3 separate regions of the Homo sapiens genome follow, and regions 2 and 3 are each linked to region 1. A link is a loop called in an ENCODE intact Hi-C map of the cell type or tissue named here. Cell type or tissue: IMR-90. All regions are shown on one strand. Each heading gives the region's core, and the rest is flanking DNA. Links, peaks and the distances in the headings are about the cores only. Region 1 holds the start of MAB21L2 (mab-21 like 2). Region 2 overlaps LRBA (LPS responsive beige-like anchor protein). Region 3 overlaps DCLK2 (doublecortin like kinase 2).

Region 1 (7,806 bases), core at 1,629-6,628:
CTTTTGTGAGTGAGAAAAATGGTCACTTATAGATATTCTTTTTATCTTTGAAACCAAACACTATTCCTTTAAATCATTTTGTGCAAATGTAAGCACCTACTGTTTGTTTGAAAATGTTTTTAAAATTCAGAACATTTTCCCCAGAGAATAAATTGGTTTTTATAATTTAAAAGAATTTGTTTGTTTGAGCCACTTAATATTACTGTGAAGAATACAGGAAGAGCAACTAGAAAAATAGATATAATAGAGGTTGAGTTGAAAGAGTGGAGATGATTTCAGAACTGATAGGATCAAAGTTTATATTTTTAACACAGGACTGTTTTTACCAAGGAATCTTACACAACTTAAGCCTGTTTGTCAAGTGAACTAGGCTTCAGACCCCTGAGTGGCTTTCTTGTTTTTCATCTATTCTGCTATCCTGCTGCTCATCCCTCCATACAGCCCTTCCCCCTCTCAAACTTCTTCCTCTGATCTTTAAAATTGCCTTTAAAAACATTTTTCTCTACACCTCTCATTTGTGCATTTTCTCAATAAATTAAAACCTGGGCTAATACAAAGAATAAATGTTAGATATTAAAGGGTAACATCTGACATATATTCTGTACCTGTGTCTCATCATTAGCATAGCGAATGGAGTATATAGTTACCTTCAACATAAGCAAGACAAACCAATTCCTTTGGGATACTTTCTGTTTGACTAATTATATTATTTTCTAATCAGTTATTCCCTTGCATTAAAAAGAAACCTTTGTTAAAGCTGAAACATTGAAATGAGTATATTGGTTTGTTACCTTAGAAAAACAGAAAGAGGAGGAAGGTACTTTTCCTATTTCTAAATCCTGGAATAATAATTTTTCTTTGGTTATAAAAATGGTATGAAAACCTTTTTTGTTTGAATTGCATATAAGCAGTTTCAGAATAATTCTTGAAATTTGATTAAAATAATCATACTTATGGAATTTACAACTAAGCCATTTTAAAATGGAAGTAATTTATAAATCTGAATGGTTCATATCACCATATGCTTGGGGAGAGGATTATTGCTATAACCATTGTATTTTTTGTTGTGGTTTATTTAATTGTTAAATTTTTATCACTCAAAGCTTGAAGAGGACAAACGGTTGAAGGAAAAGTATCAACTGACTTTGTTAACTATTCAGAAAAATCCATAAATATTTCCTTTGTATATCGGATTCAGATTGGATTTTTTGAAATTATGGCATAAGAAAGCACATCTCTTAATTTTTAATGTGAAAAAGTTTTTTCTATTTTAAAAATTAGGATCAAAATATTTTCTTTCATACTTTTTTCCCAAGCGTGAAGTAGATGTTACTTTTAATCTTAACATCTACAGAACAAATATATATTATAGTTGAGTAAAATTAGTGTTTTCTATTTTCTAAGGATTTGGGTCGGAACTTATACAGTCAATTCTACAAAATGTACTGTATTTAAAATTTTGCAAATCAGTTCAAGTGGAAGCTTCTTGCATTTGATTCCTCGTCACATCTTTACATTGGAAATTATAAACTGTGATCTCACCTGCCTTCACTTAAGAACAATCCACAAACAGTCAATTACAATGTAAAGTAATGTTTTTATTACTGTTTTCAACAAGACAGCTCAGGGTGAGGGTAGAGGTTCAGGAGAGGGAGGAGCACAGTCTGACATTGGCACTGAGAACGTTTAACATCAGTAAAACTTTTTTTTAAAAGAGAAATTTTACATATAGTTAAATAATTTTTTCACTTGGTGACAACATTCAGGCAACCAAAAGCAAAACGAAATGGGGGGGGGGATGGGGTGGAGAGAAAAAGGATAGGGGGAAAGAAGGAAAAGGGGGGGGAACTACTATACATTGATTTGAAAATGTACCTTGGGTTTCATTTTGTGGTGGCGGAGCCCGATTGCTTCTTTTGTGTGACCTTTTAAATTCACATTGTTTGGAAGAAAACGATCACTTTTGTGCAAGAATGTGATTTGTTTTGGTTGGGTTGCTCTCTTTTTGTTTGCTTCTTAATTAATGAAGGTCTTCTGCCGGATTCCTATTTCAGGTGACTTACATAAAAGTTTGTGTCCAGAGTTTCTGCTGTTTATAGCAGAGTTGTGTGTCTGAGAGAGCACGCCCGTTTGTGTCGCTTTTCAAGCAGTCCCCAGCACCCTATAGTTTGTCCAGGCTTTTGGGATTGGTGAGAATTTCCCTGGCCAACCTCCAGGTCTGCTTGGCAGCGCTCTCCAGGGCCGAATGGGGCTTGCCCTGAAAGAGGTCGAGGTTGGGCAGAAAGTAGTGAGGGCAGCGGCGGCACTGCAGGCAGGAGATGAGCTGCAGCAGGATGCCGTTGAGCCGGTCGCCCAGGCACGACTCGTCCCAGTCCGTTTCTCGTGGGTGTTTCTCGCACTCGTACAGCAGCAGCGTCTTCATGTGGTAGTTGTTGAGCGGCTGGCCGGGTAGCTCCAGGTGGCGGTCCCGCAGAGTCTTCAGCACTGAGAGGCACTTGTTTCGGCAGCCGCCCATCAGCAGGCGGTTCTCCGCCTCCCCGAACTGTAGCACCCAGGCGTCGCTCTCTGCCGAGCTCTGCTTGCCGGTCAGCGAGTAGCACTCCTTCGAGAGCAAGTTGAACCCTTCGGCCTTGACCTCGGCCACCCGATTGGGGCCGGGCCAAGGGATGTGGGGCATAGGCCACTGTGCCGCGCTGCGAGGCCAGATCCCGGTGCACTTGAACGCCGGAGTGATTTGCACCACATAGCGCTCCCTGATGCGCAACTTGACCTCGCTGGTGTCCGCGATCATCTTGACCACATCCCGATAGCTGCACTTGTCCACCGCCTGGGCCACCAGCGTCTGGAAACGCGAGCGGATCTTACGCGCTGAGAGATAGCCCGACGCCGTGATGAACTCGACCCAGAGAGACATGCTCCGCTTCCGCCCATCGCTCAGTTTGAGCACTGCGCAGCCGGGCAGCGAGCCGTCGTCCACGAAGTTGAAGACGCCCATCTGGTTTAGGTAGAGCACCACCTCAAATTCGGTGGGCGAAATGACCTCGAGCCCCTCGTAGCGGGCATCGATCTCGCTCAAGGAGCTGATGAAGCGAGGCTCCTGCACCTCCACTTCCTTGAGCACGTCCGAGACCACCTTACAGACCTCTCGGATGGTTTTGGCGATGGCCGCCTTGCGCGCCTGACAGCGCTCAGTGTAGTACTTATTGAGCTGGTAAACCAGCTTGGCCTGAGCGGCGATCATGTTGGGGCACAGGTCCGGGCTATACACCGGCGTCTCGCAATACGTTGAGGGATCCAAGGCTCACGCACTGGTGGTGGCCCAGCGGCTTTCGAAAGAGGCGGTGCGCTCCCCGTTAAGCCCTACTTTCACTCTCGTTTTCCACCTGGGCTGACCGGCTGATACCGTAGCCGGCTTGTTTTTTCCTTTTCCCTCTTTCGAAACCTCTTTTCTTCTGCAGAAGAATTAGGGGAGAAAAGGTGATTTTCTAAAAAGAAAAGTACCTCTTGGAACCTTTTTGCTTTCTCTTGATATGTAAAGATGACCGTGTGCGAGAGAAGCGGGGTGGGCGTGAGGAAGGAGAAGGAGAGGGAAAAAACTCAGGATACCAAAAGGTTAGGCTTAGATGTCTGCAGCCGAGATTGTCCAGAAATCTGGAAATGAGGTTTTTTAAGTGCCAAAGTAAATTTAAAAATAAAAGCGAAACATTCAGTGGTTCATTCTTAAACTTCTCTTCCACGCTGATAGGACTTCTTCGCTCAGTGTAGGTGAGTGCCTTCTTCCTCACCCTCCCCCAAATGGAAGGTGCAGGAGGTAATTAATGTCCAGAGAGCTGCGAAGTACAACTCAGTCCGCCGTGCACTTGGAGGTTTGCTGACGCCCCACAGTCTCAGCGTGTTGGTCTCGTCTCTTCTCGGGGGGTCGTGTTATCGCAGTTTTCCTCTTTTCCTACTGGAGGCGTTGTTTGGACTGGGTTTGTTTGTTTGTAGTGGGTTCTCCTTGTGTTTCTTTAGGTGCAAACCGCTGGAAGTTGTTTGATAATCATTTCTGCTTCGTAATTTATACTTTTGGCCCTCACAAAATCCGTTTTAGTGTGACGAAGTCGTTGCTTGCGTTGCATCTGGGGTGTAGTTATAACGATTCAGGGTTTTCCTTCTTCTCCTCTAGCTTGCTTTTACAGATTCCACTTTCTGAGTCGTCTCTCCCCCTCCTCTCCCCTCCGACCTCTTTCTCGCCCCGCTCTCCCCCTGCTTCTCTCCCCCGCCCCCCTTCCTCGTGCTCGCTCTCTCTTCTTTCCTCTAACTCTCTCTGTCTCTCTCTCTCCCTCTCTCTTTCTTTCTCTCTCTCCCTCGCTGTTTCCTGGAGTTATTTAGTTTATGAATGGTCCCAGGGCCATCATGAGGGGGTGGAGCTTCAGTTCCTACAATCGCTATCCGAGCTGTCAGTGCTTTAGCCAATCCGAGAGAGAAGACAGGCACGCTTGGCGAACGGTAGCAGCCACCACTGCACTTGATAAAGAAACAGGGTAAAGAGAGAAGTAAGAAAATAGGAGGAGATAATGGGAGTCAAATGCTTGCACACATTTTACAGCCGTTCCTCTTTATCCTCCTCTCTTATCAGTAGCAAAGAAGAAAAAGAGTTTATATAGAAGGGACTCTCCTGGAGATGGCTGGAATAACGCGAGGGAGAGTAGCAATGGTTCAGAAAGGTTCACTTTTTTTTTTTTTAAATGATTCTATCAACATTGTGTAGTAGAAGGTGCAAACTGTAACAAAATTACTTTGGCTTGAAGGCAAATGGGAAGCGAAAGGGGAATCTGGGAAAGGACCTAATTTTTCCAGGTTTTTTCCTCCTTTAAAGTCATCCTCCTTTCTCTTCCCCTCCCCTCCCATTGTTGCCAAGAATCAGAGCAGTTGCTGTATATGTGCACCAGTGAGGGTTGGAGTGGATATAAGGTGAGGGTTTATAAATCTCTTTTTAGTAATTTCGATATGCTGTTTAAAAACAGGGCAGGGCAAAAACTAGTCCAAGCACCTTGTTTGATAATTATTTCATAATTAAGATTCACATGTATTTAATACCATTATTTTATCGTTACAAGAATTAACTAGTTACGAGAGAGAAAATATCTAAGTTGTGAGAAATGGTGCAAACTTACATGTCGTAGAACTTAGTAGGATATACTTTTAAAATAAGCTACTAAAATTGCTTCAAACTTAATGAAAAACAAGGCAAGTAAATGTAAACCTAAAGTTTTCTTAAAATCTTACTGTTGTAAATCTAATTGTGAATGTATTCTTAGGGGGTACAGGTACAGAGTTTCATTTGTAAAATGATTTTATTTTCATAATTGACTCTTGCTTTTAAAAGACTTCACTGCCACAAAAATCTATAACTATCCTGTTATTGATTACACAGATGGCTTCACTCCTCCCTAGGCATTTCAATGAAAGGCATGCATGTGCTTTTAGTATATGTATTATCCTAAACGAGTTGTACCCACTGTAGCCTTTCCATACTTTTGGGTGAAAAAAAAAGCTAGAACATTGTTTCTGATTTGCTTGATACTGAGGGTTTATGTATGAACCTAAGATGTCTGGATTCTGAATCTTTTTAACGTATTTCAGGTAGATGTGATTATTTTTAGTTTGATTTGGGAGGTTATATTCCAGCCCTGGGTTATGCGATAAAAATAAAAATCTATGCGTCCATTTGGGTGAAGACTTCGTTTTAGAAACCTGGTAGTTCGGCTTTTTCAAAACCCCTTGGGAGGGCTTGACTTACCCTCTTAAAGTCCGGCCGGGTGAACCTGAATTGAATTGCATAGGGAAGTTAATTTCTTTCTATCTACTTGGTATCAGACAATTGGGCCTCTTGGTTCTTTCTTACATACCTGGTGCGGACCACAGGCAGTTTGTCACCCTTCCTCTCTCGTTGCCATAAGTCCCTTTCTAAGGAATATTTGCTTAAAAAAAAACTATCTCGGATTTGTTGCTTAGGGTTTGTCTTCCCGCGATTAGGAAGAAGAGTCAGAATTAAGTGTCCGCGCGACTCTTGGACTCCAGAGCTTTAGTTAACTTCTCTGGAGTGGCAGAGACTTGGGCTGCTTGACCTCCAGCCTTCTCCGGGGAGGCCGCGTGCGTCCCGGAACGCCTCGCCGCCTAAGGATCTAGGGGACCTCGCGCCCTCGGAGTTCGCGCCTGTGGGAGCCCGGCTCTAACCCGGGAGGCCTTGCCGGCGCTCTGGGAACTGCCTGGGCCGGAGGGCACTGCGCTGCCGGGAGAGCGCGACTGGCCGGGAGGGGCTCCGTGGTTGCTTCTCCGGGGGCAGTTACTGGGCGGAGACTGGTGGCGGGGATAGAGGGTGCGGAGCTTTCCCGCCCCACTCTCGAGGTGGTCGCTTCGTCGTTGCGTCTGGTTCGCGAATGGCCCGGCCCGCGACGCTCCCGAGAGTGAGTGTTTGCAAACAGCCTCAGGGGTGGCGGAGTTGGTTCGCATGGCTCCGCCGCCGCGCCGCAAGTCCTGCGCCTTCTCCTCTTCTCTCGGGTGGGGCGTCCCAGGCCGAGCGGACCTTCGCGCCACCACTCGCCGGACACTCCGCTGCACCTCCACTGGCGGCTCTGTCAAGCTCGGCTAAGTTTTCTCGCATCCTTGCCCCTACGCTTCTCCACTTTTACATACAGAGGGAAGGATGATAAAACGTTACAAATGTTTTGATTTAAAAACAATTCATTACCAATTTACCCTGTCTTAGGTAGATGCTCTAGTAAATAATAAATCAGTTAAACAAAGGCGACTTTAATTTATGGCCGTGGTACTAATTAGAAACATCATTCGAGCAATAAACTTAAACACTTCCAGCAAATAATGCTCCCTCTTGCTGGTTCTCTTTCTCCCCCCTCCCCCACCCCAACTCACTCTGGCTGCCTCTGCTCTAAGAGCAGCTTCAGCTGCGCCTTTGCGGTCCTCTCTTCCTCTGGTTGAATAATTGAAGGGGGAAACGGTATCCGAGGAGGCTGTAATTGAAGAGCCCCTGTCACCTCTGCTTTTATGTATGTTAGTATAGAAGTCCATCAGCAGCTCCTTGATGGTGTATTAAAACGAACTGGCAGCTCCTTCTGCAGGAGATACTATATTCTATTAAAGGAGACCAAGTGAGAGAAAGAAACTCTAGAGGCTAAAAGCCACTTCAAGTCTTCAGACCGATTCATCTGTATTCTCTTGTTATAATCCGTCTCATCATACTTGAGTTAATGAGGCAAAGGAGGGGGTGCGAAATCTGATGGTCCTTGACAAATTCATTAGGGAGGCTGCAGGACATTTTATTTGACTGTTAAACATCTTGTTTGTTTGGCTTAGGCAGTGCCAACATTGGCATGCTTCAGCCCAGAGCTGTGGTGCTGGGCTAGCTGCAGGACATTCCTAAAAAGGGAAGGAGGACATTCAGGGTGTGATCTGAATTTTTTGTTTTGGATATCAGGTAGTCCGTAACCTTCAGACTTCTCTAGGCTTTACCTCTTGCATCATTACATTAGGAACATAAAGAATGTAGGTGATAGTACTGAAGTGGGCATGTTTTTAGTTACTATAAACTAAAATATGAGGATGTTTAAAACTTTAGTCTGAAAATTTCCCAGTTTCTTCAAAAAATTGAGTCAGGTTGTAGTAATTACGGTACTAGTTTTATAGCAATGTGAATGTTTAAGGTCCAGTCAAATAACCAGATTACTCATTACATCCTATTTTTACTTATCATGGTTAAATAAACTTTTAATTATTAATGGAATTTCCTATTTCACCGAAACCTTT
Region 2 (7,806 bases), core at 1,411-6,410, 200 kb after region 1:
TTGGTGAATCCATTCATTATTGATCCTGCCACTAACAAATTTAGTAAGACTGCTGGTGCCTAAGAGTGAGACTATTAGACATGTTCATGGTTAGTCTCTGGAGTTTTGATTCCTTTCTTTTTTTTTTTTTTTTTTTTTGAGACAGAGTCTTGCTCTGTCACCCAGGCTGGAGTGCAGTGGCGTGATCCTGGCTCACTGCAGCCTCAGCCTCCCAAAAAGTTGGGATTACAAGCATGTGCCACCACGCCTGGCTAATTTTTGTATTTTTAGTAGAGATGGGGTTTCGCCATGTGTTGGCCAGGCTGGCCTCGAACTCCTGGCCTCAAGCAATCTGCCCACCTCAGCCTCCTGATTCCTCTCTTGATTCCTCTCTTGATTCAGGTCATAACAAAGCAAAACTCTGAACAATATTAACCTAATCTCCTATGGAGTATTTATTTATTTATTTATTTATTTATTTAGAGACTGAGTCTCACTCTGTTGTTCAGGCTGGAGTGCAGTGGTACAACCATGGCTCACTGCATCCCCAACCTCCTGGGCTCAAGCAATCCTCCCACCTCAGCCTCCTGAGCTGGGACTACAGGCACGTGTCACCACACCTGGCTACAGAAATATTTCTTAATTGGCATTTTCCTAGCCCTAAATTTACTGCCTTTATAAAAGTTAATAAGATAATCTTGTGTTGTGATTCTTTTGGATCTTTTACAAAGATCCAAAATTGAAGATACTCATTCTTCTTGATGTTTTCTTGTTATTCTTCTTGAACCATGAATGCTAATAGTTTTTATATTTCTTCATTCAATAATTATAGTGTCACATACTTTTCTAGGCTCTAGAACAGACTTGTCTACTAATATTTCTGTGGTGATGGAAACCTGCATGGTCCATTATTGTACCCACTAGCCACATGTGGCTATTGAGCACTTGAAGTGTGAGTAATATTACTGAGGAACTGAATTTTTAGTTTTAATTAACTTAAATTTAAATTTAAATAGCTTCATTTGGCTAGTGACTACCCTATTGACTGTGCAACTCTTGAGATACAGTGGTTGATGATAAAGTCCCTGCCTTCTTGGAGTTTATACTTCTACTCTGCTGATATTCATGAACTAGTTTAAGCACTTTATTGTATGTAATCTCACTTAATGCTCCCAACAGGCTTTTAAAAAATTATATCACAATTTCCTACTTCTTCTATTTAGAATGAGAATGTCTATCCTATATCTGCCCCACCACTGTATTTTGGAAACAAATAATCTGTCTGACTTCAGAGGTTCACAACTGGGAAGGAATTTTGCCTAAAGATGATTCGTACCTCAAGTTTCACCCATGTCTGAGTTAGATGATATTTAGATGAGACTTTGAACTGTAGACTTTAGAGTTGACCTTGGAATGGGTTAAAACTTTGGAGGCATTTGGGATGGAATTAATGCATTTTGCGTGTGATAAAGGCATGAATTTTAGGAGGTTAGAGGCAGAATGCTATGGCCTGAATTGTGTCCCCCGAAAATTATGTTGGAGCCCTAATTACACCCCTGTGATTGTATTGGAGATAGATTCTTTAAGGAAGTGATTAAGGTTAAATGAGGTCGTAAGGGCGGAGCCCTGTTCCAGTAGAACTGGTGTCTTTATGAAAGAGGAAGGGTTACCAGAGATCACTCTCTCTCTATCATGTGAGGGCACAGTAGGAGGAGAGTGCTCATCATAAACCAAATCTTATGGGAACCTTGATCTTGGACTTTTCAGCTTTCAGAAATTCTAAATTAATTCAGCCTTCAGAACTAGATTTCTCATGTTTAAGCCACACAATCTGAGGTATTTTATTATGGCAGCCAGAGCAGACTAAAACACCCCGAGTCTTTTATTCTACTTTAGTATCATGACTTTCTATGTATCATCACTCTCTTTACCTTCTATCCCTTCTATACTCTACCTGTAATAGCTGTCAAATCTTAATTTTCCAAAGGTAACTTTAGTAATTACAGTTGCTTTATTGAAGTATCTGCTTCTTAACTTACTCTTTTTATATCTTTTCCTTCCAAATAATTTTTGCTCAAATGTTATGCATGGTTTAGGAGCCATCTTAAATTTTACATCCCTTAGGAACTTTTTTCCCTGACTCCACCCCCTCCTCACCCCTTGAATTCTTATAGAATTTGTTATATACATTGCACAACTTAATTGGCATTTCTTACTTTTCAGTTTGATTTCCTTAAATGTTTGAAATTCTTTTAGGAGTAGGATCTTTTTTCATAACATCAATCTTATAATACCTTAATAACCCTGATGAAGAAAAGAGAGAATTGAGCAACTCTTAGGCCAACAGGGTTTATTTAATCAATTACAAATTGCAGTTTATCAAATATATCAAGCCTAGTCATTTGAAAAATGTTGTGCTTGGTAAATCTTATTTTCGGATATTATACTAAAATATTACAGCACATACTTATTTAAAACAAGAACTCTCATTGTGGTATTTACCTTCCATTCTAAAACCATATAAAGGTAATATAGATTGCCTTATGACATAACTTTGAACCTTTTTTTAATGGAAGAATATGAATGAAAATAATTTGACAGCAAAAGAAACTATCCACAGAGTGAACAGACAACCTATGGAATGGGGGAAAATTTTTGCAATCTATCCATCTGACAAAGGTCTAATATTTAGCATCTACAAGGAACTTAAACAAATTTACAAAAAAAAAATTAAAAAGTGGGCAAAGGACTTGAAAAGACACTTCTCAAAAGAAGACATACATGTGGCCAAAAAGCTTGTGAAAAAAAGCTCAACATCACTGATCATTAGAGAAATGCAAATCAAACCCACAATGAGATACCATCTCACACCAGTCAGAATGGCTATTATTAAAAAGTCAAAAAGCAACAGATGCTGGCGAGGTTGTGTAGAAAAAGGAATGCTCTTACACTGTTGGTAGGAGTATAAATTAGTTCAACCATTGTTGAAGACAGTATGGTTATTCCTCAAAGACCTAGAGGCAGACACACCATTTGACCCAGCAATCCCATTACTGGGTATATACCCAAAGGAATATGTTATACTATTATAAATATACGTCTGCATGGATGTTCATTGCAGCACTGTTCACAATAGCAAAGGCATGGAATCAACCTAAATGCCCATCACTGATAGACTGGATAAAGAAAATGTGGTACATATACTCCATGGAATAGTATGCAGCCATAAAAAAGAATGAGATCATGTCTTTTGCAGGGACATGGGTGGAGCTGGAGGCCATTATCCTCAGCAAACTAATGCAGGAAGAGAAAACCAAATAGCACGTGCTCTCACCTAGAAGTGGAAGCTGAATGATGAGAACACATGGACAGGGGGAGGGGAACAACACACACTGGGGCCTCTTGGAGGGTGGGGGGTGGGAGGAAGGAAAACATCAGGAAGAATAGCTAATGGAGGCTGGGCTTAATACTCAAAGGGTCACTAATATATACTATAGAGCATATTTATGTGTATCCTTTTTAAATTTGTTAAACTATGAGGTATGAAATAATATTTAGAAAACATTAATGAAATACTGCATTAGAAAAAGGTATTTAATTTTTTTTTTCATTTTAAACATTTCGGAGTATCATTTGGAGAGTTATGGAGAATGCTGATTTTGATTATTATGATGCCAAATACTGAGAATATCTTACATGTATCTTCTGAGCAGAGCTTCTGTTCCACAAAGTTAAATCCATGCTTAATATAATTTTTGCCAAGTAAATTTTAGTTGATTGCACCTCAGTTGTTGATTAGTAACCCATCGGCAGTAGAAAGATGGCAGTGTTTTTTCCAGGCTGTTTGTTCCTCTAAGTATCTAGACGAGGCCGAGTCAGCCTTATGGGTCTAAAGCTGCCAATTTTCCTGTGGTTTCTTTATTTCTTTATCCCTTTATCCAGCTGCTACTTACTGCTATTGCCACATTTGCCCTCTGGCTCATGGGATAGCATGCTTAGCTTCCCCTGAGGCTACTGTTAATGCTTCCTTTTTACTCTGCTGGCTGGAAATGTACTTGGCATCCTTAGTCTTAAACCTCTCCTCCCTCTTTTTTCCACAGACACCAGGCACTTAAGTAGCACTTTCAGCCTGCACCAGTTATCAGTAGTAGCTTTCAACCCCTCATTTCTGGTCTGGTAACTCAGCACACTGTCCCAAGAGAGCTTGACTAAGCCAATTTGCCCCCTCTTCCCTTCTTCCTCTGTCTGTTCATCTTTCTTTTTTCTTTTTCCTACCCATCCATTTCCTTGACTCTCCTTTTATTTTTCTCTTACTCTCTTTAATCTCCCAAATGATTTTTTTCTGCTTTTAGTATAGCAGATGCCCCAGAATTAGGCAGATACTTGTAATAGAAAATAAAACAATAGTAAATTTTAAAATTAAACATTTGCTCAAGATTGGATCAACTAAAAAACGAGTTTATTTTTTATGACTGGTCTATTCGCCCCTTTATGGCTATAATGCAGATTTTTTGTATTAAAAGTGTATAGGTTTGTGTTTTTGTTTTTTTTGTGCTTTTACATAAAGAGTTGTGAAGATCGTTTTTATGCAGGCCTGCTCATTCAAGATGATCTGTGATGTGGGAAAAAAGTAAAATCTTTTTCTAGCTAATGTTTTACAAGGAAAAGAAAAGCTACTTTTATTTTTATTTATTTATTTTTTTACATACAATGATTCGAATACACAGTTTGAGTTATTTTTCAAACTAACTTTCTCTGAATATGCTATAAATGTTGGCTGTTCATTTTTCAAGTAATGGTTTGTAAACAACTTTTAGGCATTCTTAGCTAACTAATATTTATGACCAATAGTTTAGGACATAAAGATTATACCTATGAATTGGGGGATCAAGAACAGTAACAGTGCTCTGCAGGCCTCGATCATTAACTGCCAACAAAATCTACAGGACAATTCCAAATGTCTGCAAAAGAAAAACATGAAAAATTCATACTGATAATTATAGATCAGAATCATTTAAAGCCCTTATCTCCTTCCTCCTCTCATTTCCCTAATCTTAATTCTTTCCTCTGAAAAAAAAAAAAGAAATTAAAGTTTGTATTTTATAAATCCAACAAATTGTGAATTCTTTTTCTCTAGCCTTATTTAACCAAAATATATATTGTTTTACTCTACCTCCACAATTAGGTCTGTATTTTAAAGATACAAAATGCCCTTCTCATCGTAATTCCCTGAAGGTATTTTTATTTAGTTTGTGAGGTTTAATGCTGGGTCTAAGTTTAAAGGAAGCATTAGCCCATAAGAAGTTAGATGCTGTTTCATAACCTTAACTAGGAGTCAGCCACTCTTACTCCTTTGCAGAGCATAAGAAAGGAGGATCAGGAAAGAAGAGGATCTGCTTTTCACATTCTTAAATGTCCTGAATTTAAATCTCTTTAGAAAAGAAGGCTTTATTTATCAGTTTCACAACCTTTTATATAGATGTAAAAAATACACACTGGGCCGGGCTCAGTGACTCAGGCCTGTAATCCCAGCACTTTGGGAAGCTGAGGTGGGCGGATCACCTGAGGTCGGGAGTTCAAGACCAGTCCAACCAACACGGAGGAACCCCATCTCTACTAAAAATACAAAATTTGCCGGGCATGGTGGTGCATGCCTGTAATCCCAGCTACTCGGAAGACTGAGGCAGGAGAATCGCTTGAACCCGGGAGATGGAGGTTGCGGTGAGCTGAGATCGCACATTGCACTCCAGCCTGGGCAACAAGAACAAAACTCTGTCTCAAAATAAATAAATAAATAAATAAAAAATAAAAATAAAAAAACTGTTCCTTAATGTTTGTATTAAGGAGCCAATAAACAATAGAATATTATAATAATTTGAATATGCTTTTAAAGCTACATATATTACCCCTGCCAGACTGTAATGCTATACACACTCCCCTTTTTCACCACCTGGAGGCAGATGGATGGGTATTAGCAATTTTAGCATTTAGACATTCTTTTTGAGAGTGTCTTGTTCTAACGTAAGGCTTTTTTTAAATTTCTGCCCTCAGGAAGTTAGCAGTTGCTACTTGCATTTTGTTAAGCTTGTTCAGTACTACAAGCACTGGGGACACAACAGTGATGCTCTTGGTCTTTTATATACATCTTATTCATATACATTTCCCTGAAATACACCTGTCACACAAGAGCGATATGATACCTGCGTGGCAGACTTCCAATACTATCTAAAACACTTTATGTTCTCAAAAAAAGTGTGTTTGTTTTTAAGTTATCTATACAAAATTGGGGGTGCAGTGGTTTACCCCTGTAACCCCAGCACTTTGGGAGGCCAAGGAGGAGGATCACTTGAGTCCAGAAGTTCAAGACCAGCCTGGGCAACATAGTGAGACCTCATCTCTACAGAAATTAAAATAAAAAATTAGCCAGACATGGTGGTTCTACACACCTGTAGTCCCAGCTACTTGGGAGGCTGAAGTGGGAGGATCACTTGACCCTGGGAAGTTGAGGCTGCAGTGAGCCATGATTGCGCCACTGCACTCCAGCCTGGGTGACAAAGCGAGACTGTCTCAAAAAAGAAAAGAAAAGATTGACTAAAAACTGATAATTATATTTTAAGCAACCTTTCCTTTGGTGACGTTAATAAGCATATTTTTAAAGAACAGTGTACTTAGTACTACTTTGAGCACTACTATCAGATTTCTGTAGGCAGTACTCTTCCTTGCTAATGTTAATCATCCATAAGATGTGCTAGTTCTGAAATGGGCTATTAAGTATCTTTTTGGGGATATATTTTAAAACAAATAAATATTCATAAACCTGATGAAAGCTGAAGTAGTAAATGTTATAAACAAATAATCTTGGCATATTTCAGTACTTGTTTACCACCACTTTAGCAGCCCACAAAAATTTTGCAATTTATTTCTATATTTGTTATTGTCCTCAGAAGGTTGTTTGTCCTTATGAGTGTTAGAAATTTGAAAAAATATTTTGTCAGTAGTTTAGACCATGTTTTTCATTTTTATTTCTATGTTTTTTTACAATCCAGTTTAAGTTCTTCACTACTTTTGGCTTTTGAAGATCTATGTTAATTTAAATTTAGTTAAATAACTACCTTAGAAACTATTGGTTTAGTTTGCCTTGAAAAAGCACAAAAAGCCTGTGAATATTTGCAAACTAACTTTTCAGAGCCTGGTCTTCTTTTTTTTTTTTTTTGAAACAGAGTCTCACTCTGTCACCCAGGCTGGAGTGCAGTGGCACAGTCTCAGCTCACTGCAGCCTCTGCCTCCCAGGCTCAAGCGATTCTCTTGCCTCGGCCTCCTGAGTAGCTGCGACTACAGGCATGTGCCACCATGCCCAGCTAATTTTTGTATTTTTAGTAGGATGGGGTTTCACCGTGTTGGCTAGGCTGGTCTTGAACTCACAGCCTCAAGTGATCCACCCACCTTAACCTCCCAAAGTGCTAAGATTACAGGCATGAGCCACCGTGCCCAGCCCCAGAATGGTTTCTTACTCAGTTTCAGTTTTCTAGCAAATCTCTATTGACACAAAACAAGACTGCAAGGCTACTCTCCTGCTAATGATAGGCTAGAGCCAATTTTTACTAAAATATTCATTTTGTAAAAAATAAAAGTAGTGAATCACACTGATTAGGCAATGGCTTCCTATATACAGTACCAAAGCCTCAAAAACAAAAATAAATAAACTGGACTTGGAAAGTGAAAAGACAATCCATAGAATGGGAGAAAATATTTGCAAATCATATATTTGGTAAGAGTCTACTATGCAGATTATATAAGGGACTCTTACAACTCAAGAATAAGAAGATA
Region 3 (7,806 bases), core at 1,543-6,542, 340 kb after region 1:
CCCACAGAAACAGGCCTGGAGGGTACCTTGGCAGAGTCCGTGATGTTATCCCAGTAGGGGGCCGGAAACTCCAGCTTCCCAGCCAAGATCTGGTCGAAGAGATCTTCCTGGAGATTGTTCTCACTAAGCCAGTGACAAAGAAATGGAAGAAAAGTCAAAGTCACCGTAGAATTTTTCAACAAAATGTCCACAGGAAGAGCGGGGAAAGGAGTCCAGTCTCTGGCTTTGACTTGGGCATTCCGTATCTCAATTATGTATCTCAATTCCATTTGTAATGACAGAACTTCTCCTTTTAGATAATGAGCCAAAGAACATTTCCATAGGCCGAGGAATTAAAGAGACAGAGACAATGACTCAAACATTTGCTTAATGAATGCAGAGTTTCGGTTTGGGAAGATGGAAAAGTTCTGGAAAGGGACGGTGGTGATTCTTGCACACAATGTGAATGCATTTAGTGGTACTGAACTGTACGCTTAAAAATGGTGAGAATGATCAATTTTCTTATGTATATTTACCACACACACACACTCAAGAAAATATTTGAATCCACAAATAATGGAAATCCTCATTTTGGGGGGAAAAAAATCAGTATCTGCCCTCAAGCTGTCATGGCAACAAGAAAGGAAAGGCAGAAAATCTAAGTCCGATCTCCTTTCCCTTCTTCTTTGCACTTTAACAGCCAAAGATCAGTGGAACAGCCAACATATGAAAAAGTCATAAGGAGTTCAGGATCTGGATAAACATTCATGAAATAATTAGTTCACTCTTGGAAACTGACTTTCATTTAAGCTCAGTCTGAGAGGAAGGGCCAACCCAAGATGCCAAGCAGAATGGCACAGGCTGAGGCAAACCCATGTCAGCAGCTCACAGGGGCATCCCTCCAACCTGCGCCTGACTGACCCACCCTCGGAGGTGCACTTACACAGTTAGTGCCTGATGAATACAGGCTGACCTGACTTCTCATGAATGATGTCATGGAAATGTGGAAACACCACTGGGGAAGACGTCCCCAACCTCCCATATAACCTCACCTCCACAGCCCCCTCACTTGGTGGGTGCATCGATGGCTAGAGTGAGGAACAGCATCACTAGTTTTCCAGGCCATTACAAGGCCCCATGAGAAAGCTCAGAATGGGCTGTTGGAGTCAACTTCAAAATCCAGGAGTGCAAGTTAAGTATTACCCGGCGAGTGTGCAAACTTTTCTTGGAATTTCTTCACCCAGCCTTCAGGGTTTTGCTACCAACCCTCTCAAAGGGGAACAAGGGCAAGCGTGGTGTCCTGAGAAACAGATCATTCAGGACAGTGTCTAGCAATAAATTCTAGGGCTGTTGTGATGACATGGCTCCCTCATTCCTCTCCTATTAAAAAGAGCAGAGTTGGCTGGGTGTGATGGCTCATGCCTGTAATCCCAACACTCTGGGAGGCCAAGGTGGGTGGATTACCTGAGGTCAGGAGTTCAAGACCAGCCTGACCAACTTGGTGAAACCCTGTCTCTACTGAAAATACAAAAAAATCAGCCAGGCATGGTGGTGCGCACCTGTAATCCCAGCTACTCAGGAGGCTGGGGCAGGAGAATCCCTTGAACCTGGGAGGCGGAGGTTGCAGTGAGCTGAGATCGCACCACTGCATTCCAGCCTGGGCAACAGAGCAAGACTCTGTCTCAAAAAAAAAAAAAAAGAGTAGAGTTTGTGAGCTTTGTAAATATTCATGACATTTAAGAGCAAGCCCAGGTCTTTGCTATTGTGAATAGTGCCGCAATAAACATACGTGTGCATGTGTCTTTATAGAAGCATGATTTATAATCCTTTGGGTATATACCCAGTAATGGGATGGCTGGGTCAAATGGTATTTCTAGTTCTGGATCCTTGAGGAATTGCCACCCTGTCTTCCACAATGGTTGAACTAGTTTACAGTCCCACCAACAGTGTAAAAGTGTTCCTATTTCAAATGTCCATCAATGATAGACTGGATTAAGAAAATGTGGCACATATACACCATGGAATACTATGCAGTCATAAAAAAGGATGAGTTCATGTCCTTTGTAGGGACATGGATGAAGCTGGAAACCATCATTCTCAGCAAACTATCGCAAGGACAAAAAACCAAACACCACATGTTCTCACTCATAGGTGGGAATTGAACAATGAGAACACTTGGACACAGGAAGGGGAACATCACACACCGGGGCCTGTCATGGGGTAGGGGAAGGGGGAGGGATAGCATTAGGAGATATACCTAATGTAAATGATGAGTTAATGAGTGCAGCACACCAGCATGACGCATGTATACATATGTAACAAACCTGCACGTTGGGCACATGTACCCTAGAACTTAAATAAAATAAAAACAACAAAAAAAAGCAAGCCCAGCTGAATGGACACCCACTGGTCCACAGAGTTTGGTGAAGAGGCACACTGAGGAGTGAAAGTCAGGACAGATAACTGGGCCAGGCAAGAGAAAGAGATTACCACTACTGTCCCAAAGAGTGATTTCCTGTGAATGCACACGCGTTTCTTAGTGTCAAAATGTTTTCTTTCCTTTTCACTGTTATTTCCCTGCTGAGTGAACTCAGCTTACTGCTCCTTCAAAGTGAGTACAGAATACATCTAAGATTATTAGATTTAGTGGAAAACTTCAGAGAACCAGAGGGCTCCAACATATGATGTTAGAAAAAGATATTTAAAATGAGCTATTTCCACAATCATTCTTTTTAGTCATCCTTACCTATTATTCCACTCAACTCCCCCTTATTTTTTCTGGAATCTCAAATATCTTATATTTTGTTAATGTATACAGCTTTTATTTTGTTAATAAATAGCTAAAAAGCTGGAAGTGTGTGCACAGCAGTCATTTATAGCAGCTGGTTCTTGGCAAAATACCCTGAGTCAACAAACAAAACCACAGGGTGTCTCAGCAATGAGAATGGGACCCTGAAGTATCCACTGTAAGTTGCAAGAGCTTTGACAGTTGGGGCCTGCCCCGCACTAGAAAAATAGAAAGCTAATTTATCTTTCTTAGCAGTCATGTAAGAAAAGCTGTTCTGATTAAATCCACACTGGATCCGGTATCGCATTGATACTCCACAATCTGGCTGAGATCCTTCATGGCATTTTTAAATTCTAAAACAATATAGCCTTTGGACCAAGGTGCCGTAAGTCTAAAAATGTCCATTAAGAAAAACTTGAAAAACAACAAAAGAGTTTGTGCACACGCTCTCTTTTCAATGACAAAGCATTATAATTCAGAAAAGGTAAACCTGAAAATGTTGTAAGCTATTTCCCAAATGATGTTCAAACATTCCACTTGGAGCATTTTGTGTGTGTTTTAAGAGAAACAAAAATTTCAGTATAGTCACACAAATAATACTTTTTGTCAGTGACCCTAAGAGCAGACTTGCTTAGACAACAACTAAAATTTTGGGTGCCTCTGAAAAACCAATCTACTTCTCGGTAATGATGAATCTGATGTTGAAAAAGACTAGAGGGAAATGGCTCAGGCACAGTGGCTCACACCTATAATCTCAACACTTTGAGAGGCTGGAGTGGGAGGACTGCCTGAGGCTAGGAGTTCAAGACCAGCCTGGGCAACACTGCAAGACCCCATCTCAACGAAAAACTTCAACAACTAGTGCAATATAGTGGTGCACACATGTGGTCTCAGCTACTCAGGAGGCTGAGGGAGGAGGATTGCTTGAGCCAGGAGTTGGAGACTGCAGTGAGCTATGATTGCACCACTACACTCCAGCCTGGTCAACAGAGACCCTGTCTCTTAAAAAATAAATTAAAAAAATTAAAAAATAAAATTTACAGACTGGGCAACAAAGTGAGACCCTATCTCTACCAAAAAAAAAAAAAAAAAAGCTGGGCATGGTGGTGTGTGCTTGTAGTCCCAGCTACTTGGGAGGCTGAGGTGGGAGGATTCCTTGAGCCTGGAGTGGGCTGTGATCACACCAGCCTGGGTGACAGAGCAAGATCCTGCCTATAAAAAAGAAAAAAAAAAGACTAGAAAGAGAACACATGTCAAACTACAACTAAAACCTGAAAAGCCTGAAGGAAGAAAGAATGAAAGATGCTATCGTCAGAGAAGCTAAAACTGTAAATTCCAAGTAACGATTGTAGTTTAAATGCTTTGGGTTAAAGTTGTCTTTTGTATAAAACAAAGAGACTATTTGAAATATGTGAAGGACTTTTAAGTACAAATGTAGACAATCTACTTTATACCAAACTTATTTACCGTAATTTAAAGTACCATGTCCGTAATTAATGACATGCATTTCTGTATTATAGTAGGTTATAAAATCTACCCAGAATGTCGCTGTATGCCATGAAGACACTTTGGTAACACACGTTTAACATTACAGATTCTCTTTCATCACAATATGATATAAAAGAGGGAAAGCGCTGTCTTAATTTTTAAAAGCTACCTGGAGGTCTATGACCTGCTTCTGAAGGCAGCATATAAGGGCAGCAGCTTTCAGAATGTAGCTTTATTGCTTTTGATTAGCTAAACTTATCTCTAGACCCCACAAAAAAGCTGCTCCCCGTTCAGTATCAATCCATGATAAATGCATCCTCTTCAATTTGAGTCTCACTTTTTTTAAAAAGTAAAAAGCAGTGAAAGAAAAAACTCTCAGGCTGCACCAGCAACTGCAAACACTAGAGGGAGTTGTGAGCACACAGTCCGCTCAAACTCATCACCCAAGACCCTTTCCCAGCTGATCCCAGCTTGGGTTAGCCAGGGAAGGGAACTCCACTGTAACTGGCCCAGGATCACCTGTCATCAAGATGCATTCCCCTTCTCCACTTGACCCCTTCTCCCAAAACATGACATCACTGAGACCAGCCAAGGCCCGGTGTGACTTTAAAAATGGCCACAAATTATTCCCTTCCCACTATATACTTAGCTCATTTTCTCCCACATTTACTCTTGGGTTAGCTGTTTGACTTGATTTGCTTAACGGCACATCAAGTGTGAGGTGAGCAGAGGCTGAGGAAGTGCTCGGGGAGCAGAACTTGCCCTGTCTCTGGCTGCTTTGGGGAATCTTGCATCCACTCTCATGGAAGCCCAGGACAGCCCCTGCATGATGAAAGCACAGGGCCAAGTCATCTCTCTTGTCCCAGTGGACACTGAGCCACCTACCAGGTGTGCAAGTGGGGTCATCCTAGACCATCAAGCCCCTGCTGAGCCAGCCAGCTCAGAAGATTCACTCAACTGATCCATGCAATTGTTTCACACTCCTAACTTCAGGGGTAGTGTGTTACTCAGCAAAAGCTAACTGAAATGTACAGTAATTCTACAGTCTGTGTAACCCACCTAGTTAATGACTTTGGTGGAAGACCACGATGTTGACGGCCAGATGGAAATATCTTTCCACCTACAAAAACTCCACTAATACCACAAAGGTCTCACTCAAATGCTACATCTTTCATGAATGCTACATCCTTGTGATTTCCAGCCCTGAACTAAGCACTCCCTCATGCTCTGCTTATTCTCTTTGATCAATAGTCTTGTGAGGTGTGTCTTTATCTATAGCATAAGGCTTTCAAAAGTAGAGACTAACATCTGTCAGTCTTATGTTTACTGCAATGCCAATTAGAAAATTGTTCAACGCAATGGGAAAACCGAGAATTTTAAAAAGATAATCCTTTCAACTTTTCTGTATGTTTGAAAGTTTTCACAATAAAATGTTGGATGGAAAAGAAGATAAAACCATTTTTCACATAGTGACCCAGTACAACACTATAAACACCATGCCATAGGCTAAATGTTCATGTCTCCCCAAAATTCACATGCTGCAACCTAATGCCCAATGTGATGGTAGTAGGAGATGGGACCTTTGGGCAGCCATGCTATTGTTAAGGGTGGAGCTCTCATGAATAAGATTAGGGCCCTTACAAAAGACCCCAGAGATTCCCTTGCCCTTTCCACTGTATGTGGTTAGAGTGAGGAGATGGCTGTCTATGAACCAAGAAGTGAGCCCTCAACAGTCACCAAATCTGCAGTACCTTGATCTTGGAATTCTCAACCTCCAGAACTGGAAGGATGAATTTTCTGGTGTTTATAAGCCACACTGTATATGATATTTTGTTATGGCTAGTCAAATAAACTAAGGGAAACCACAACCTCAGGTTTTGTTCACCACTTTATTCCTAGCACTTAAAATCATGCCTGGCACACAGTAGCTACTCATTAGACAGTTACAAAATGAACAAAGGGAAGAGATTAAAGTGAAAAGAGGTCAAGAAAACTCAGAAGAAAACAGAACATGCATGGTTAGATGAACTTCTGCTTCAGAGTAATTCATTTGCTCCAGAGGGGGAGATGAAACTCATCAAAAGAGCTGTGGCTGAAGCCCCTCACTCATTCCCTGCACAAAGATTGCCAGGCCAATGAGTGTGCTCCCGTGCCCTGCTCAAATACTCTGACCATTGTCAGTGGCCATCTCTGCTCCCACCATGTGAAGCAAATGGTTACCAAGACTCACTCAGTCTGTGTATTCCCAGGCCTATTTATACCACAAGTGTTTGTAATTCTATTCTTAATTAAATGTCACATGAACCAATAAAATGAATTTTAAGAAGAAAGAGATCCTGTTTCTATGAGAACAAACTTGAATGCTTGGAAAGAGGATATAAAAACTGCTGCCTAATTGAGTGAGAGAGACCACTATGAAGAAATGGAAGATGACATACCTGGAAGGATTCGGACTGCTTCACAAGGCTCTTTAAATCTTGCTGTCATTTGAAAAGATGGAGAAATTGGACATGGTAGACACTGTATTATGGGTTTATTTTTATGAAAGAATGAACACTGGAAACTCAGAGGACCAACCAAACACAAAGCAAAGGCCTTCACCTCACACCCAAAGTATGCTAATGAGAATATACATTAATAGGCTGTAAATTAAAAAGCGAAAGGTGTTTTATGTAATTTTTTTTTTCTGATTTTTTTTTTTCTTTTTCTTTTTTTTTTTTTATTATATTTTAAGTTTTAGGGTACATGTGCACATTGTGCAGGTTAGTTACATATGTATACATGTGCCATGCTGGTGCGCTGCACCCACTAACTCGTCATCTAGCATTAGGTATATCTTCCAATGCTATCCCTCCCCCCTCCCCCCGTTTTATGTAATTTTTAACTGGCATTTTTAATGACCAAACAGTCCCGACTTCCAGGAGCAAAGTACCTGCTTCTGGACCCAAGGGAGAACATTTGCAATTCAAATACGTCGCCCAAAAGGCCGCCTACCTTCGGAATGGTGGGAATCCACAGAGAAGTATGTATGTGATCACACCAGCTGCCCAAATGTCCACCTTCAGGCCATAGCTAGGAAAACAAAGTGGGTGAGGGGGAGAGAACTGATGGCTCCCAAGACCCTTCCATGGTACTGGAGTATTGCCTTTATTTGTTAGGAAAAGGATTATTTTAGTGTTAAATTATTCATTTCATTTCACATAGAGATGAATGAATCACACTTTAGAAAAAGGCATCTGTTTCTGCCAACCTAACCACAGTCTTGGTGACTACTGCCATACTCTCAAGAGTGGCCTTAGAACACAAGTCCAGGCCAGGGCTCTGGCCAGGTAAGCATAAAATCTGCTTCCTGAGGTCAAAATCATGGTGCAGGCAACAGACTCTCACTTCTTTCCATTCTCCACCTTCACAGGAGGCACTGTATACACAAGCAGCAATAGCAACAAAACAGACCTTTCTTACCAACTGTATACACAAGCAGCAATAGCAACAAAACAGACCTTTCTTACCAACTGTATACACAAGCAGCAATAGCAACAAAACAGACCTTT

The links. A loop is a pair of places that touch in the nucleus more often than their neighbours do. Peaks named below come from ENCODE experiments on the same cell type or tissue, not always from the same donor. Only the 100,000 strongest peaks of a DNase experiment are listed, where the experiment ranks them.
Region 2: a loop joins it to region 1, with 2.2 times the contacts of the local background. A loop is called at or near these places in 1 of 110 quality-filtered maps.
Region 3: a loop joins it to region 1, with 4 times the contacts of the local background. A loop is called at or near these places in 1 of 110 quality-filtered maps.

Annotation. Positions count from the first base shown.
Region 1 is chr4:150,578,465-150,586,270 of GRCh38, reverse strand. The region is part of intron 40 of LRBA (LPS responsive beige-like anchor protein); the gene reads left to right. It overlaps MAB21L2 (mab-21 like 2), which reads right to left and starts at 4,120. Exons shown (of 1, transcript NM_006439.5): 1 at 1,578-4,120. The coding sequence starts at 3,241. The coding sequence ends at 2,162. It overlaps LRBA-AS1 (LRBA antisense RNA 1), which reads right to left and starts at 7,182. Exons shown (of 2, transcript NR_149035.1): 1 at 6,916-7,182; 2 at 5,037-6,667. In IMR-90, for the core only: no CTCF peak of the experiment used is centred there; a DNase peak (open chromatin) is centred at 4,430; H3K4me3 peaks cover 3,885 bases; H3K27ac peaks cover 3,304 bases.
Region 2 is chr4:150,382,009-150,389,814 of GRCh38, reverse strand. All of the region lies in intron 47 of LRBA (LPS responsive beige-like anchor protein), which reads left to right. Among named protein-coding and RNA genes, the nearest start is that of LRBA-AS1, 190 kb to the left of the region's middle. In IMR-90, for the core only: no CTCF peak of the experiment used is centred there; a DNase peak (open chromatin) is centred at 3,954.
Region 3 is chr4:150,239,920-150,247,725 of GRCh38, reverse strand. It overlaps DCLK2 (doublecortin like kinase 2), which reads right to left. Exons shown (of 16, transcript NM_001040260.4): 12 at 7,250-7,327; 13 at 27-123. Among named protein-coding and RNA genes, the nearest start is that of DCLK2, 170 kb to the right of the region's middle. In IMR-90, for the core only: a CTCF peak has its summit at 4,656 (motif pointing right); DNase peaks (open chromatin) are centred at 2,895 and 4,685; H3K27ac peaks cover 1,567 bases.